Linked DNA regions of Homo sapiens: region 2 is linked to region 1. Evidence: chromatin loops called from intact Hi-C (ENCODE). Cell type or tissue: endothelial cell of umbilical vein. All regions are shown on one strand. Region 1 holds the start of LOC124903735 (a long non-coding RNA gene). Region 2 has its middle 24 kb from the start of LINC02176.

Region 1 (8,000 bases):
CAGGGTGCCTGGTGCCCAAGATAAAGTGACAGGAGCTCTGAGCCTGGGGTTCCTGTGCAGTGGCAAGACAGCAGCGGCAGAAATCAGCTGCAGAATTTAAGTTGGTGGGGCTTTTGGATGGGGCATAACCCTCCCCCACGACCCCTCCTTAGCCTCGTGGCTCACCCACGGGGTCTTTCCCCACACCATCCTCCCCCAGATCAGGCTTCTCCACTGTCCTTGAAGCCTGTACTGTCGTCAAAGAACATCACCTCCCTCCACCCCCATTATTTTCATCCCAGTTCTGGGCTGCGGGCCACGTAAGCCAAGGTGGGGTGGAGAGTGGGCAGGAAGATCTTGGGGACACCTGAAGGATGAGGGAGGGAAGAACATGGGGACACGTGTTCCAGGCAAAGTGGAAAGGCCCGGGTGAAGGAGTTGAGCTGGGCCGTGCGCGTGGGGAGAGAGGACCATGGAAAGGTCGGGGTGAAGGAGTCGAGCTGGGCCCTGCATGTGGGGAGAGACCAGGCCCAGATGGTGGGGGCTGAGTGAGAGGGCAGCCTAGGGTGGTGGGCAGTCGTGGAAGGGTTTTAAAGTAGGTGAGAGGCAGGATCCATTTTACCTGGGGGAACTGAGTGGGGCAGGAGCAACCAACCGACCATTTGTTCATTCGGTAGCCATTTCTTTTTCTTTCTTTCTTTCTTTTTTTTTTTTTTTTGACTGGCTCTGTCACCCAGGCTGAAGTGTGGTGACACAATCACAACTCGCTTTAGCCTCTACATCCTAGGCTCAAGCAATCTTCCCTCCCCAGCCTCCCGAGTAGCTGGGACCAGAGACGTGGGCCACCACGCCCAGCTAATTTTTGACTCTTTGTAGGGTTGAGGGACCTCCCTGTGTTGCCCAGGCTGGTCTTGAAATCCTGGGCTCAAGTGATCCTCCCATCTTGGCCTCCCAAAGTGCTGGGATTCCAGGTGTGAGCCACCACTCTCGGTGAGCAGCTGTTTCTTGAGCCCCGGCTGCGGGCCAGACCAGGCCCAGGTGCAAGGGACATACACATGACGTCCCTGCGCTCAGGCTCTGTGTCTTGGTGGCACTTAGAGGACAGGGTGACAGTCTCCCTCAGCCTTTTGGACGCTGCTTTTCCTTTGCTGCCTTTTCCTGGATTTTTCTTGTTATCCGAAAGACCGCCAGGGTGGCTAAATGGTAGAAAGGAGAGCTTGGCGGGGGTATCAGTTTGCAAACTGGAAGAGACGGTCTCCAGTGTGTGCCAAAGGTAACCCCTCTTCCAAGAGGGGAGGAACAGGCTGGGTTTTATGCCTAACAGGGCCTGTAGCCCACAATAGTTGTACATATTCAGCAGGTTCGGGAGGAAGTGATATATATTTATGAAGGGAGCCGAGTGCATGGGCAGTGGGTAAACACATGTGACATACATATAACGTATATCACATGTTCACGTTGGAGTGAGGTTAGCATTAAAGAGAGGTGGAACTTGGCTCTTTGTGTGAAAAGGTGAACTGTAGGGCACACAGTCTGTGGGTAGCTTCTGTAAGCCGCCGAAACAGGCTTAAGGTCTGTAATTACTTATGGGAAAAGAATGTAAGTCCATTCCTTCGTCCGGTCAGAGTTGTAGCGGTTGGGATTGTAAATCAGAGTTAGGATAATTTGCCTGATAGCTCCAATTATTAGGGTGTTTTGCAAATGTGTTTTTTTTTTTCTTGCCGCCATAGGGATTTTAAAATTTGCCATGCCAGGCCAGGTGCAGTGGCTCATGCCTGTAATACCAGCACTTTGGGAAGCTGAGGTGGGCAGATCACGTGAGGTCAGGAGTTCGAGACTAGCCTGGGCAACATGATGAAACCCTGTCTGTACAAAAAATATAAAAATTAGCCAGGTATGGTGGCACATGCCTGTAATCCCAGATTCTTGGGAGGCTGAGGTGGGAGAATCGCTTCAGCCCAGGAGGCAGAGGTTGCACTGAGCCAAGATCGCGCCACTGCACTCCAGCCGGGGTGTCAAATAAATAAATTGGGCCAGGTGTGGTGGCTCACACCTGTAAACCCAGGACTTTGGGAGGCTGAGGCGGGCTGATCACGAGGTCAGGAGTTTGAGACCAGCCTGGCCAACATTGTGAAACCCCGTCTCTACCACAAATACAAAAATTAGCTGGGTGTGGTGGCGCATGCCTATAATCCCAGCTACTCAGGAGTTTGAGGTGGGAGAATTGCTTGAACCTGGGAGGCGGAGGTTGCAGTGAGCCGAGAGCACGCCATTGTACTCCAGCCTGGATGACAGTGAGACTCTGTCTCAAAAAAGAAAAAAATTAATTAATTTCCCATGCCAGCTGGGCCCTGAACCTTGAACACTGGAACCACAGGTAACTTTGTTTCCTTAACCTTATGGTCCATCTTAGCTGATACAGGGGCATCTATTTTGGCCTCTCAGATCACATTTCCTATCACCTCTGAAAGGATCCTGACTTAAGTTTTACCTGGGTAATTCAGAGGTGGGAAGAGGCAAGAACCCTAAGTTACTATTGGGTGCCCTAACTTTGAAAACCGCTGGGCCCTTCCCCCTGGTTGTAAGTTTCCACTTTGTTCTCACACCATGTGACCAGCACCCTGTCCCCCAATTCTCACCCCTACCTCCACTGTCCTAACCGAACTCAGTGCTCCAATGGCCAAGCGTTCAGGAAATGGTTTCCAAAAGCCAAAAAATGATCCAAGAGTACAGAATAGAAGGGGAGTGGAAGGGCAGCCTCATAGCAGGAGAGGCGGACAGGTGCCACCTCAGCCAGGTACTCAAGGGCGACATCGACGGCCGTGAGCCACACTGATAGTTCTGGCCCTTGAAACGATGTGACGAGAAGGGCCACTTCACCTCTGGGGTCTGTCTCCCAGACCCATACCCCCGTCCAATCACGAGGAGACCATCAGCTAAATCACAATAGTGGGGGACACTTGACTGAATCCCTGACCAGGACTCCTCAAATTGTCAAGAGCATCAGAAACAAAGAGTCTGAGCAACCGCGAGAGCCAGGAGCAGCCTGGGGACACCTGATGGCTAAATGTCTCGTGGGACCTGGGGTAGAAAAGGACATTAGGCAAACACGAAGGAAGAGTGAATAAAATGCAGGTGACTTACTCATATATGAATTGGCTCCTTCATGGTGACAGATGGACCAGAGTCATGTCAGATGTTAAGGCGCAGTGGAACAGGGTGCGGGTCGCACACGAACTCTCTATCATATTCTCAACAGTCCTTTATGTCTAAAACCATTGTAAGATTTCTTATTTAAAAACCATCACGGTAGCCATGTGTTTTGCGGTGATCGCGAGCGCCACCTGGTGGACACAGGACAGCATTGGCCGTGACCAACCTCCCTGGAAAGGAAGGAACCATTGCAGAGGATGCATGATGCGATGAGCCGCTGTGATTGATTCCGGTCTTGGGAAATGGAAAAGGCAGCTTCCTGCCCCGCAGTGGCTCCCAGTCCGGTGGAGGGAAATGGTGCAAGGCAAATTCAGGACTCCTGGTCACAGCCAGCATCTGTTCCATCTTTACCTGGGGTTAGGGACCAAGCTGACGGATCCCATCTTAACTCGTCCAAGGCAGCCTGGAGGGGTGCCACAATGCAGTCAGCCTTGTTTCCTGCTGCCCCTCAAACCTGCTCAGTGGGAACGCGGGAAGAGGGCTGCCCTCTTGTCCCTTCTTTCTACGCTATGAAAAGCCCAGACCTTTCCCGTGATTTTTTTTTTTTTTTTTTGACTATTCCTAGGGAATTAGTTCCTGGTACCACTTTAGATCAAAAGCAGTCTCTATTCATGAATTTAAAATGTTCGGTCCCAGGTAGTAAAATGTGGATGCTGACTTACCATTAGCTTTCCCCCATGCCCCCAAGAGCCTACTGGGGCAGCAGGGACTGTGGTTTTTCTCTTCCCTGCTACCCTCCTTCCATGTAGCTGCTGTTTTTGATGAGGATTGCCAGATAACAGGATGCCAAGCTAAGTTTGCATTTCAGATAAAGAGTGAACACTTTTTTAGTATAATTACATCTCATGCAATATTGGGGTCTTTTTCTACTAAAAAAAAAGTATTTGAAACTCAAACTTAGCTGGGCTTTTTTTTTTTTTTTTTTGACAGGATCTCACTCTGTTGCCGAGGCTGGAGTACAGTGGTACGATCATAGCTCACTGCAGCCTTGACCTCGTAGGCTCAAGTGATCCTCCTATCTTAGCCTCCCAAGTAGCTGGGGCCACAGGCTATTCATGAATTTAAAATTCATGCACCACCATGCCAGGCTAATTTTTGTCTAAGATACAAGGTCTCAATATGTTCTCCAGACTGGTCTTGAACTTCTGGACTAAAGCAATCCTCCTGCCTTGGTCTCCCAAAGCATTGGGAGCCACTGCACCTGGCCACTATCCTCTATTTTTTTTTTTTTTTTTTTTGAGTTGGAGTCTGGCTCTGTCACTCAGGCTGGAGTGCAGTGGCGTGATTTTGGCCCACTGCAAACTCTGCCTCCCGGGTTCAAGCAATTCTCCTTTTTCAGCCTCCTGAGTAGCTGGGATTACAGGAGTGCATCACCGCCCCTGGCTAATTTTTGTTTTTTAGTAGAGACAGGGTTTCACCATGTTGGCCAGGCTGGTTTCGAACTCCTGACATTGTGATCTGCTCGCCTCGGCCTCCCAAAGTGCTGGGATTACAGGCGTGAGCCACTGTACCTGGCCACCTATATTTTTATTTTTGGTGTCTGACCGCCTGATTTGTGACCCCCTTCCGGCTCGGAAGGAGGGATAGGGCACGGGAAGTTTTCACTTGCCCAGTGGGGTGAGATGTTGGCTTCCCATTGGTGCTATGAGAAATGACCCAAAAACTCAGTGGCTGAAGACACGTTAATGTGTTCTTACAGTCCCGCAATCAGAAGCCTAAAATCAAGGGGTCAGCAGCATGGTGTCCTCTGTGGAGGCTCTAGAGGAGATTCCCTTCCCTCTTCCATCTTCAGGGCGGTAGCGTGGCACTGTCCAGTGCCTCCTGCCCCCACCTGCTTCCCTACTTCCATCGCGGTCTCCTCCCAACCCTGAGCCTCCTGTCTTCCCCCATTAGGATTGCTGTGATTGCCTGGGGCCCACCTGGGTAATCCAGGATAATCGCCTCATTTCAAAGTCCTTAACTCAGTCGCATATGCGAAGTCCCTCTTGCCGTGTCAGGTAACATATGCGCAGGTTCTGGGGATTAGGTCATGGACGTCTTTGGGGGCTGTTCTGTGTCCCAAGGGGGTAAGCTGGCTTCAGGCGATCTGTGGCCCATGTTTCAAGTTGACTTTGAGCTTGTGGTCACTTGTGTGGATGTCCTTTGCGACTCTCCTAGCAGGCGGTGCCTGCTGCAGCCCTTAGCTGGGCAGTACCTGGCCTTTCACCCTCCTGGTTCACCCTGGGTCCTGGTTCACCCTGGGTCCTGGGTCACCCTGGGTCCTGGTTCACCCTGGGTCCTGGTCCTGTAGCCCCTCACTGCTGGGCTCCTGGTGTTCTACGGAAGGTCTCCTTCTGCGATGTCTCCAGGCTGCTGTGGCCACCTGTCCCAGATGCCCCACCTCTGACCTGCTGCTGGGAGGCAGGGCAGTCAGTTCCTGGCAACAGACCTTGCTCTGCTGCCCTGGCCCCTCAGCTGCCTCACGCGTGACATGGCCATTGGCTGGAGCTCTCCGAGGCAGGGCCACTGAAGCCCCCGAGCCCTGAGAGGCTGACCCTGCACTCACTCTAAGGGGAAATGGAACTCGGCCCTCTAGCAGGCCTCCACAGCCTTGACCCTTTCACACCACCATCTGTGTGAGGCCTCAAAAGATTGTGCACTTTCCTTGAAAAAAAAAAAAAAAAAAGAAAAATCTTAGTATCACTCCCATCGCATAAAATTAAGCATATTGAAGTGTATAATTCCATGACATTGAGGATAATACGTTCACAATTGCTGTACTATTGCCTCTGTTTAGTCCCAAAATATTTTTATTACCCCTGAAGGAGACCCCAGAGCCATTATTAGCAGTCACTCCTCATTCCTAACGCTCCAGCACTGGCAACCGCAATCTACTTTCTGTCTCTAAATTTGTCTTTTCTGAACATTTTACATCAAAGCTACAATATGTGGTCCTTTGTGTCTGGCTGCTTTCACGTAACCACAGTTTTTTTTTTTTTTTTTTTTTGAGGCAAAGTCTTACTCTGTCACCCAGGCTGTAGTGCAGTGCGCGATCTTGGCTCACTGCAACCTCTGCCTCCTGGATTCAAGCAATTCTCACGTCTCAGCCTCTTGAGTAGCTAAAATTACAGGCGCCCACCACCATGCCCGACTAATTTTTGTATTTTTAGTAGAGACAGGGTTTCACCATGTTGGCCAGGCTGGTCTGAAACTCCTGAGCTCAGGTGATCCACCGAGGTAGGTGATCCACCTACCTCGGCCTCCCAAAGTGCTGCGATTACAGGCATGAGCCACTGCGCCTGGCCATAACATCAGATTTTCAAGGATTATCCACGTTGTAATGTGTCAGTGGTTCATTCCTTTTTTTTAAATTGCCAAATATTATTCCATTGTGTGGATATACCATATCTTGTCTATCCATTCTTCAGATGGGCTTTTATCTTTTTTCCACTTTAGGCTATCGTGAACAGTGCTGCTTGAACATCCAGTACTAGTGTGTGTTTGAATACAGGTTTTCAGCTTTGTGGTGTATCTAGGCGTGGGACTGCTGGTCCTATGGTAACTCTGTTTAACTTTTTGAGGACTGATTTCCCCCATGGCTGAACCATTTCACCAGCAGTGCGGGAGGAGAGAACTACCTCCTCTCCAACACTCGCTATTTAAAAAACTTTAGCCCTCTTAGGCCGGGCATGGTGGCTCATGTCTGTAATCCCAGCACTTTGGGAGGTCAAGGTGTGAGGATCGCTTGAGCCCAGGAGTTCGAGACCAGCCTGGGCAACATCGCGAGGCCCCATCTCTACAAAAAATAAAAATAGCCTGGTGTGGTGGGGTACGCCGGTGGTCCCAGCTACTTACGAGGCTGAGGTGGGAGGATGGCTTGAGCCTGGGAGGTCGAGGCTGCAGTGAGCTGAGCCGTGATTGCATCACTGCACTCCAGACTGGGTGATAGAGCAAGATCCTGTCTCAAAAACAAAACAAAAACGTTAGCTATCCTAGTGGGTGAGCCGTACATTTATTTTTGATTTTCAATTTTGAATTGTTGCATGTGGTCCGGCAAGCACTGCACAATAGAATAACTGCCTGCCACATGTGGCCATTCAAACTGAAAATGAGAATAAATTCAATAAAATGAACTCGACTTCCTCTACTGCACAAGTCAGCCGTGGCTTCCGGCTCCATGCTGGCGGCACAGATGGATCGTTGCCCGCCTCACCGAGTGCTGCTGGAGGCTGCTGGTGGTGCCTCCTCAGGGCACGGCTGCTCCTGCGTTTGCTGCTTGGTGGTGGCCTCCTAACAGCCTGGCCCAGAAGGTGGTCCATGCAGCCCAAACTTGGGTTCCAGAGATGGGGAGTCGGGGGCAAGGAGCACATGGGGAAGAGAGAGTGGATGCTCAGCCACAATGGGGGCCCGGTGGTGGCTCAGCCTTTCTGTGGAGGTGTCAAAGCTGGACATGGAAAATTGGGCAGGGATGTCGCTAGCAGAGGCACCGCTGTGGATGGCAGGACCAGCCTGGTCAGGACCTCTGGGAGCCAAGGAGAGTTCAGTGCCCAAAGTCAGCATAAAAAACAGAAGCTGGTGCCCCGGGGGCAGTTGGACAGCCCATGGACATCCCCGGGAGCACCAGCTTGTTGAAATAGCATGATGTATATTTTTAAAAGAGTCTCACTTTATATGCAAAATGTCAAGCAATATAAATCTCTTATTTAAAAAAATTGAGAATACCAGGGGCGGTGGCTCATGCCTGTAATCCCAGCATTTTGGGAGGCCGAGGTGGGTGGATTACCTAAGGTCAGGAGTTCGAGACCAGCCTGGCCAACGTGGTGAAACCC
Region 2 (8,000 bases), 440 kb before region 1:
GCCTCCTGGGTTTAAGCGATTCTCCTGCCTCAGCCTCCCAAGTAGCTGGGAGTACAGGTGTGAGCCACCACGCCTGGCTAAATTTTTGTATTTTTAGTAGAGATGGGGTTTGGTCATGTTGGCCAGGCTAGTCTTGAACTCCTGGCCTCAAGTGATCTGCCCACCTTGGCCTCCCAAAGTCCTGGAATTACAGGCGTGAGCCACCGTGCCTGGCCCAGTTTCTCTCTTCTAAGGACACCAGCCATTGGATTAAGGTCTAGCCTACTCCAGTGTGACCTCATGTTAACGAATTATATTTGCAAAGATTCAATTTCAAAATAGGGTCACATTCACAGGTTTCGGGGATTAGGACCTAAACGTATCTTTTTCGGGGACACAATTCCACCTGGTAGAGTGGGTCAGCATTATGCCTGCCCCCCAACGTACTTTGCTGCCAGCAAAGTGTGAGAAAGACTGAGCCAAGGAGCCATTACCTCCTGGCCTGGGGGTACCGTTGGGGACCCCTGGGCCATTCCACTTTCCCTGGCAGCTGTAGGCTTATTTCCCTTCCAAGGAATGGCTGCCCTGAGGTCAGCCAAGCCAGGTGGAACACAGAGCTTTAGGGCCAGGCCCTGACCTAAGCTCCCTGGGGAGGGAGCACCTTTGACTTTTGGAACGGGAGGGCAGGAAGGTTTGGCCTTGATTGGAGGGCTCTGGGGCACCTGCCAGGCTGCAGGTGTTGACACCTAGCAGCCGCCAGCCCGACCTGATCCCCAGTGCCCAGGCAGGGACCAGAGCGGCTCCCAGGTAGCTGGTGCTGCAGGGAACCTTGGGAGCTCTGCCAAACCAAACAACACATTTCCAGAGAGGTGTGCTGACTGGCCTGAGGTCACACAGCGATCAGACAGGGCCAACATGGGTGGCCGGGGCCCCAACCACATTCCTGCCAATTTGAGCTTCTTAGCCTTTTACCCACCAAGAGGGCACAGGGTGTGGGGGGTAAGTAGTTTTTTTGCCCATGGGAGCCCAGGGCTGATTTTATTTTGAGACAGTCTTGCTCTGTCACCCAGGCTGGAGTGCAGTGGCACCATCTCAGCTCACTGCAGCCTTGCCCTCCCCGGCTAAAGTGATTCTTCCACCTCAACACCCCAAGTAGCTGGGACCACAGGTGTGCACCACCCTACCTGGCTCATTTTTAAAAATTGTTTTTGTAGAGATGGGCTCTCGCTATGTTGCTCAGGCTGGTCTTGGACTCCTAGCCTCAAGCAGTCTTCCTGCCTTGGCCTCCCAAAGTGCTGGGATTACAGCATGAGCCCCACGCCCGGCCAGGGTTGATTTTATAATAGCTTTGTAGTGGCAATCAGGAAGAATCTGTCACCCAATTAGCAGCCAGAATGGAGCTGTGTCAGCAGATGTTTGGGAAAAGGGGCGAGAGGACTGACGTGGCCTGAACCCCTCCTCTGTGCCAGCACTTTCCGCACAGGCTGTCACCAAGTCCCAGCCTCTCCCCTGAGAGGCAGTTAGACACACACCTCACCTGTAGGCAGCCGGAGGTCCACGCAGCTTGGAGTCAGCCTGGAGTTCCCGTCCCTGCTCAGGTCCCCAAGGGGCGTCAGTTCATCTCAGAGAGCCTCAGTTTCCCCATCTGTGAACTGGGGATCACAGGCCCAGTCTCACAGGTGGTCACGAGGATTAGGAATCACATCCCAGGAACGGCCACATAGGAGCTCAAGAAAGATGACGGGTGGATTTTCGACGGGTTCTGTAACAAATGTCCACAGACTTAGCAGCTTAAAAACCTCATTTGTCATTTACGGTTCCACAGGTCAGAAACCCAGCCTCAGTCTCCCTGGGCTTGGGTCACGGTCAACAGGGCTGGTAACTTCTGGGGGTTCTGGGGGAGAATCTGTTTCCCTGCCTTTTCCAGCGTCCAGAGGTCACTGGCATCCCATGGCTCCTGGCCGCTTCGTCCACCTTCAGAGCCGGCAATGTTGCATCTCTGCTGCTGCTTCGGTAATCACAGCACCCTCGGAAAGGTTCTATCACGGCTCCCTCTGACCACAGCTCAGAAAGGTTCCACCACGGCTCCCTCCGACCGCAGCTCAGAAAGGTTCTCTGATTCTAAGGACTCGTGTGACTCGATTAGGTCCACCTGGATGACCCGGGTTACCCTCCCTATGGCAAGGTGCCCCTTGCCCCACCTGCAAAGTGCCTTTTGCCACGTCAGGTAACCTGCACAGGTTTGGGGAATTAGGGCGAGCTGAATCGCCGAGCTCATCGGGCCACAGGTGAGTTGAGTTGAATTCTGGAAAGCAAGGGAGGCCTGGGCTGGCCTCTGGCGGTTCTTTTTGGAAGAAGAAGATTCCACTAAAACCAGCTCATTCTAGGACCACTTCCCATCTTTCTGCTGTTTTTGACTCTTTTCAAAGAGGCCCTGTCTAGCCAAGGAGACTGGGTCACGTCTGCCAAACCTTTGCTTCAAAATAAACCCTACTAGGAAATTTCCATGGGACTGGGCCCTTTTCTTCCCCCACGGACCTGCTTGAAGTTCAAAACCTGGCGGGGCTTCTGTACAAAAGGGCACCGGTCATTACGCGGCCCTGAGAGCAGGTTTTCTGTTGTTGTTTGTGTGGGTTTTGTTTGCTTTCCCCGTCTCCATCTCTCCACCCGGTGGGGTCGTAGCAAGATGGTCACCTCTGTCACCTCCCCCAAGTCCCTCTTGCAGCCGCCTCCTTGCTGTTTGCCTTTCTGTCCCCAGGGCTGCATCTTGCACGTGTCCCCTGTCTGATTTCCACTGTGGTCAGGTCACGTGTGGCTCTGGGAATTCCAGGAAAGCCTGGCTTTCAAGACCACTGTCTCATCAAACACTTAAACCTTAAAAACCCTTATTTTGATGCTCAAAGCTGAGTGTGGATTCCTCTGTACCTGTTCTCTTCCCTGAGCAAGAAGCCTCATTTTCAGAGCCTGGTCGTGATAGGAGAAGAGGTGCTGGGGGCCCCCAAAAGAAACTTCCGGAGCTATTTCATAACATCCTTTGCCTGTAGACGTAAAGCCAGCAGCCAGCAAGTGGCAGTCCATTCATGGGACACAGCCCTCTCCAGGAATCACTAAGCTCATATTTGCTGCTCTGTGCTGGGGCTCTCTGGAAGGACAAAAGACACCAGCAATGTGGAAGGGAAATGGGGCTTTGGGATGGGAGGGGACTTGGTTTCCTGACCCTTTTGCACCGTGACACTGGACATGTGTCTGAGTGTCTTTTACTGAAGGAGGAAACATTCCTTCTCTTGCCTCTTTCCAGAAAAGGTCAGGTGGCTCAATTCATCCTGTCTGAAATGAAGAATGAAACAGTTGGTGGTGGTCTTTTGCTGGCAGGCTGTACTTTGGGAAGTCCCCAGGCCATGGCTGATAAGGGCCTGCGGCCTATGGTGCAGTCTCAAGCAGAGAGAGGCCACAGGCATGTGAGGGAGGCCCTGGCCTTGGGGCCCCCTTTGTCTGGCTGGTGGAGTTTATCTCCCTTCCCAGATGAGGCCAGGAGCTGTGGAGTCAGCTCCTGGCCTCTCTGCCCATTGGCTGGCTGTCTGCCTGGGGCCTGAGATTCACCAGCCCTGCACGAAGATTAAGGGGATCAGGATTCCATCCCCTCCCCTTGCTCAACCTCTGAAGTCAGGTCCCAGCCAGGCACCCATTGGAGAAAACCCAGGCTAGCCAGACCTTCTGCCGTCTGGGTCAGCTCCGTGTAGCGCTGGCCTGTCTGTCTGGTGTCTCCTGGAGAGCATGACTTGGTGGTGTGCCATCTCAAATGTCTCCCGCCAGCTGCAGACTTGGTTATTGCCTTTTGTGAGCGGTGTTCACCCAGCGTTAATGGAATGGGCATTCTCTGAAGGGCTGCAAGTAACACTTAGAACCAAGCCCAGGACTGGCCGGGCAGCAATGTCTGCAGCCTGGAGCTGCCCATGTATGTTAAGAGTGTCATTCCCTAAAAGGCCACCAGAGGGTGCTGCTCAGAGCCACATCGCGACAAACCCTCTATGGCTCCTTATGGCTCTCAGGATGAGGGCTGGGGCTCACAAGCCGGTGTACAAAGTTGTGAATGATCTGGCCGCTGACCTCTCCAGCTCCATCTTATTCTCCTCCGTGCTATGTGTTCCAGCCACGCTGGCTTCCTCACAGTTGCTGGAAAAGATTATTTCCTGCAGCCGCAGGTCTTTTGCACATGTTATGCCCACTTCTTTTTTTTTTTTTTTTTTTGAGACGGAGTTTCGCTCTTGTTGCCAGGCTGGAGCGCAGTGGTGCGATCTCGGCTCACTGCAACCTCCATCTCCCAGGTTCAAGTGATTCTCCTGCCTCAGCCTCCCAAGCAGCTGGGATTACAGGCGCCCGCCAGCACGCCCAGCTAATCTTTGTATTTCTAATAGAGATGGGGTTTCACCATGTTTTCCAGGCCAGTCTCGAGCTCCTGACCTCAGGTGATCCACCAGCCTTGTCCTCCCAAAGTGCTGGGATTACAGGCATGAGCCACCGTGCCCAGCTAATTTTTGTATTTCTAATAGAGATGGGGTTTCACCATGTTGTCCAGGCTGGCCTTGAACTCGTGACCTCAGGTGATCTGCCTGCCTCATCCTCCCAAAGTGCTGGGATTACAGGTGTGAGCCATTGTTCCCGGCCCCGCCCACTTCTTAGAAGGCTGTTCCACTCATCTTCACCCAGAGAAGTCCTAGTCACCCTTTAGGCCTTACCTGAAACACTGGTCCCAGAGTGAGGGGCCTTTCTAAACCCCTCCTTGAAGTCACTGGACCCTGCTCGACATGCTGGAGCCCAGCATTCTCCCTGCAGCAGGCGCCACCCATGCAGTGAAGTCATGAGTTCTGTCCTGGCTTGTCCACTGTCTGTCTTCACTGCTGGTTCCCTATGCCCTGTGCAGTGCCTGGCACCTAGGAGCTGCTCAGGAAGCTGTATTGCACTGGATGCTCACTGAACGCCACCTGGTATAGATATTAGTGCTGGGCACCAAATATTTCTGGTTGTCTCTCTTCTAGGCACCTGGTAGGATTAGACTTTCTGCCCCTTTTGAGGGGATGTGGCACGCATTGTCATTCTCCTACCTGTAGCCGGGAAGCATGTGAGCAGAAGAGACATGCGTCCCTGCCCAGGCTGGAGCATTTACTCACCAACGTGAGCGCCTCTGGCACGGCTGCTGGCAACCGTTGAGATGTGGCTACTCCCTGAGCTGGGGCCCCCTAGTGTCCATGATGAGCAGAACCCCCCGCTGGCCTCTGACACAGAGAATGAGCAAGGAACACATCCTTATTGTCTTCAGCCACTGGGATTTGGGGTTTGTTTGTCACAGCGGCACAATGTGGCCAGTCCTGACTGATACACCACCTGCTGCCCAAAGGCAGGAAAAGTGCAATCACCCTGGGGCCGAGCTGGCTTAGGGGGCCAAGATCTAGGAGTGCTTGAAGGTGGTCAGGAAGCAAAGGCTCTGTGGCAGCTGGGGGAAGGCTGGTGTGGCTGCAGCAGCAGGCGCTGGGAATGGGCCCAGACAGGTCACAGGGTCAGACCCTACTGGGCCCAGTAGATCATAAGGGTGTGGCTCTTTAGGTTCATACCATGCCTGGTCCAGCGCCCTCAGTTGGTGGAACTCATTGTTAAATAGCAATTAATAAATTGGCAATAGATTTATATAAATTTTTTAGAGATAGGGTCTTGCTCTGTTGTCCAGGCTGGAGTGCAGTGGAAAAATAATTTACTCCTAAGAAATTAATACAATTGATTTCATTTGTTATTTAATAATTTAATCAATGACTAAAAATTAATCAATTAAATAATAACTTGAGGTCTCAGAGAAGGGTTCTTTTTCCCCTTTCTTCATACACACGAAATATATTTTTCTACTTGGCCTGAAATTCCACCATTAGAGTAAAATTCCTCTGGCTTGTGAGGAATGGGTCCAGCTGAGGCAGGGGGTGAAGGGTGATGGGCACGGCACTCCAGAGGTTGTGCAGCTCGGTGGCCCTTAGGTGACATTTGAACAGAGACCAGGACAATGGGAGAGAGGGAGTCATGTGGGGCTCAGGAATGGTGTGCAGATGGAAGGAACAGCATGTACGAAGGCCTGAGGCAGGACATCCTTCTGTTTAGAGAACTAGGAGCCGATGCCAACCTGGAGGGAGAGGGAGAGGGCTAGGATAGCTGGGAAGATAATTACATGGCTGTGCAGAAAGCTGAAGGAGGTGTTAGTTGGATGTGGGAGTCAAAAGGAGTCCAGGCCACTTTCTCTTTTTATCAAACTGGAGAAACACACCTCCTTTCCATTTTAATGTCTCTGGAATCAGGATGCTCCTCACCTGCAGTGGCAGCTCATATTTGATGAAATACGGTAATTGCAAAGCCGGTTCAAGAAGCAAAGGTTTAGCCCTTGAGTGGAGCCCTTGAAGAGTTGCTGCTGTACTCATGGTTGGTGGCACCGAGAGAACATGGACCTTGATCACTCAGAGTTAAGGAGTGATTCAGAGAGTCAGACTCCAAAAGTGAAGAAGTTTAGGACATTCTGTAATCCACCCATTTCACTCGTGTTTCCTTTGTTTACGTGTGCCCGGAGTGTTCATAAGAATCTAAATAAGTCTCGCAGAGCTCTTTTGGCAAGTATCAAATACAAACTAAGGGATACGCAGGCCCCGCGGTGGAGGATTCGCGCTTCCTTTCTCAGAGGCACAGGTTGGTGGAGAGCCTCAGGACTCGGGCTTAGACCCTAGTTCTGCGACTTAGCACCTGTGTGACCTGATACCTGCTCCTCCCCTGTAGAAACATCAGAGAGAGGCACACCCCACCACACACACGGAGACACACGCAGAGATGCACCTGAGGCACACATGCACACATAAAACCACACAGACACGCACACACACACAGACAAAACCACACAGACAAGCACACACAGACACAGACAAAACCACAAACACACACAGACAAAACCACAGACATGTGCACACACACAGACAAAACCACACAGACACGCACAGACACAGACAAAACCACACACGCACACACAGACAAAAGCACACAGAGACACGTGCACACACACAGACAAAACCACACAGACACACACAGACACAGACACGCACACACACACAGACAAAACCACACAGAGACACGTGCACACACAGACAAAACCACACAGACATGCACACACACACACAGACAAAACCACACAGAGACACATGCACACACACAGACAAAACCACAGACACACACACACACAGACACAGACAAAAGCACACAGACACACACACACACACAGACAAAACCACACAGATTCACACATGCACACACAGACAAAACCACACAGAGACACACACAGACAAAACCACACAGACACAAGCACACACAGACCAAACCACACAGACACATGCACACACACGGAAAAAAACACACAGAGACACACACACAGACAAAACCACACAGGGACACACACACACAAAACTACACAGGAACACACACACACACACACATAGCCACAGCACCGCCTGGCACCTGGAGTCCTGGCCGGCACAAGGTCGGTGCTCAGTCAGTATCTGCTGAGTGACTGAGGAAGTCAGCACTGCCCCTCATGTGCCACAGTGGGAGGCACTGGGGGAGAGTCCCAACGCCTGTCTCAGGTGGGAGGCCCTAGAGGCGCAGCCCCAGGTGAGGACCTGCGTGCAGGCACCGTGGGAGTGCCCGGCCGGGCGGGCTTTGGGTGCAGAAGCAGGGCAGGCTAGGGACCGGAGGAAGCCTGGCCAGGGCCCCATTTCAGCCCCAGCCCAGCCCCAGCCTGATTCGTGGGCAGGCAAGCGGGAGGCAGTCTTCAGGCAAGGGAGCTGGGCCTCTGACCCCGCAGCCTCAGGCCGCAGAGTGACCCAGAGGGACTTTGGCCAGGTGTCTGCTGTAGCCTGAAGGCAGCCCCCGGAAGGGGTGTTTGCAGGTGCTGGCCACGGGAACGACAGCACCGAGAGATCCGTGGGGACCTCTGTGAGTTACCA

What was found. Peaks named below come from ENCODE experiments on the same cell type or tissue, not always from the same donor. Only the 100,000 strongest peaks of a DNase experiment are listed, where the experiment ranks them.
Region 2: a loop joins it to region 1, with 2.7 times the contacts of the local background. A loop is called at or near these places in 9 of 110 quality-filtered maps.

Annotation. Positions count from the first base shown.
Region 1 is chr16:84,506,846-84,514,845 of GRCh38, reverse strand. It overlaps LOC124903736 (a long non-coding RNA gene), which reads right to left. Exons shown (of 2, transcript XR_007065149.1): 2 at 7,167-7,500. LOC124903735 (a long non-coding RNA gene) reads right to left here and starts at 4,103. Exons shown (of 2, transcript XR_007065148.1): 1 at 3,124-4,103. RefSeq lists enhancers at 19-68, 246-853, 2,991-3,120, 3,401-3,460, 3,551-3,600 and 3 more and a silencer at 7,872-8,000. In endothelial cell of umbilical vein, a CTCF peak has its summit at 3,334 (motif pointing left); a DNase peak (open chromatin) is centred at 3,325.
Region 2 is chr16:84,948,361-84,956,360 of GRCh38, reverse strand. No RefSeq gene overlaps it. Among named protein-coding and RNA genes, the nearest start is that of LINC02176, 24 kb to the right of the region's middle. RefSeq lists enhancers at 7,256-7,756, 7,757-8,000. In endothelial cell of umbilical vein, CTCF peaks have their summits at 3,968 (motif pointing right) and 5,257 (motif pointing left); a DNase peak (open chromatin) is centred at 3,970.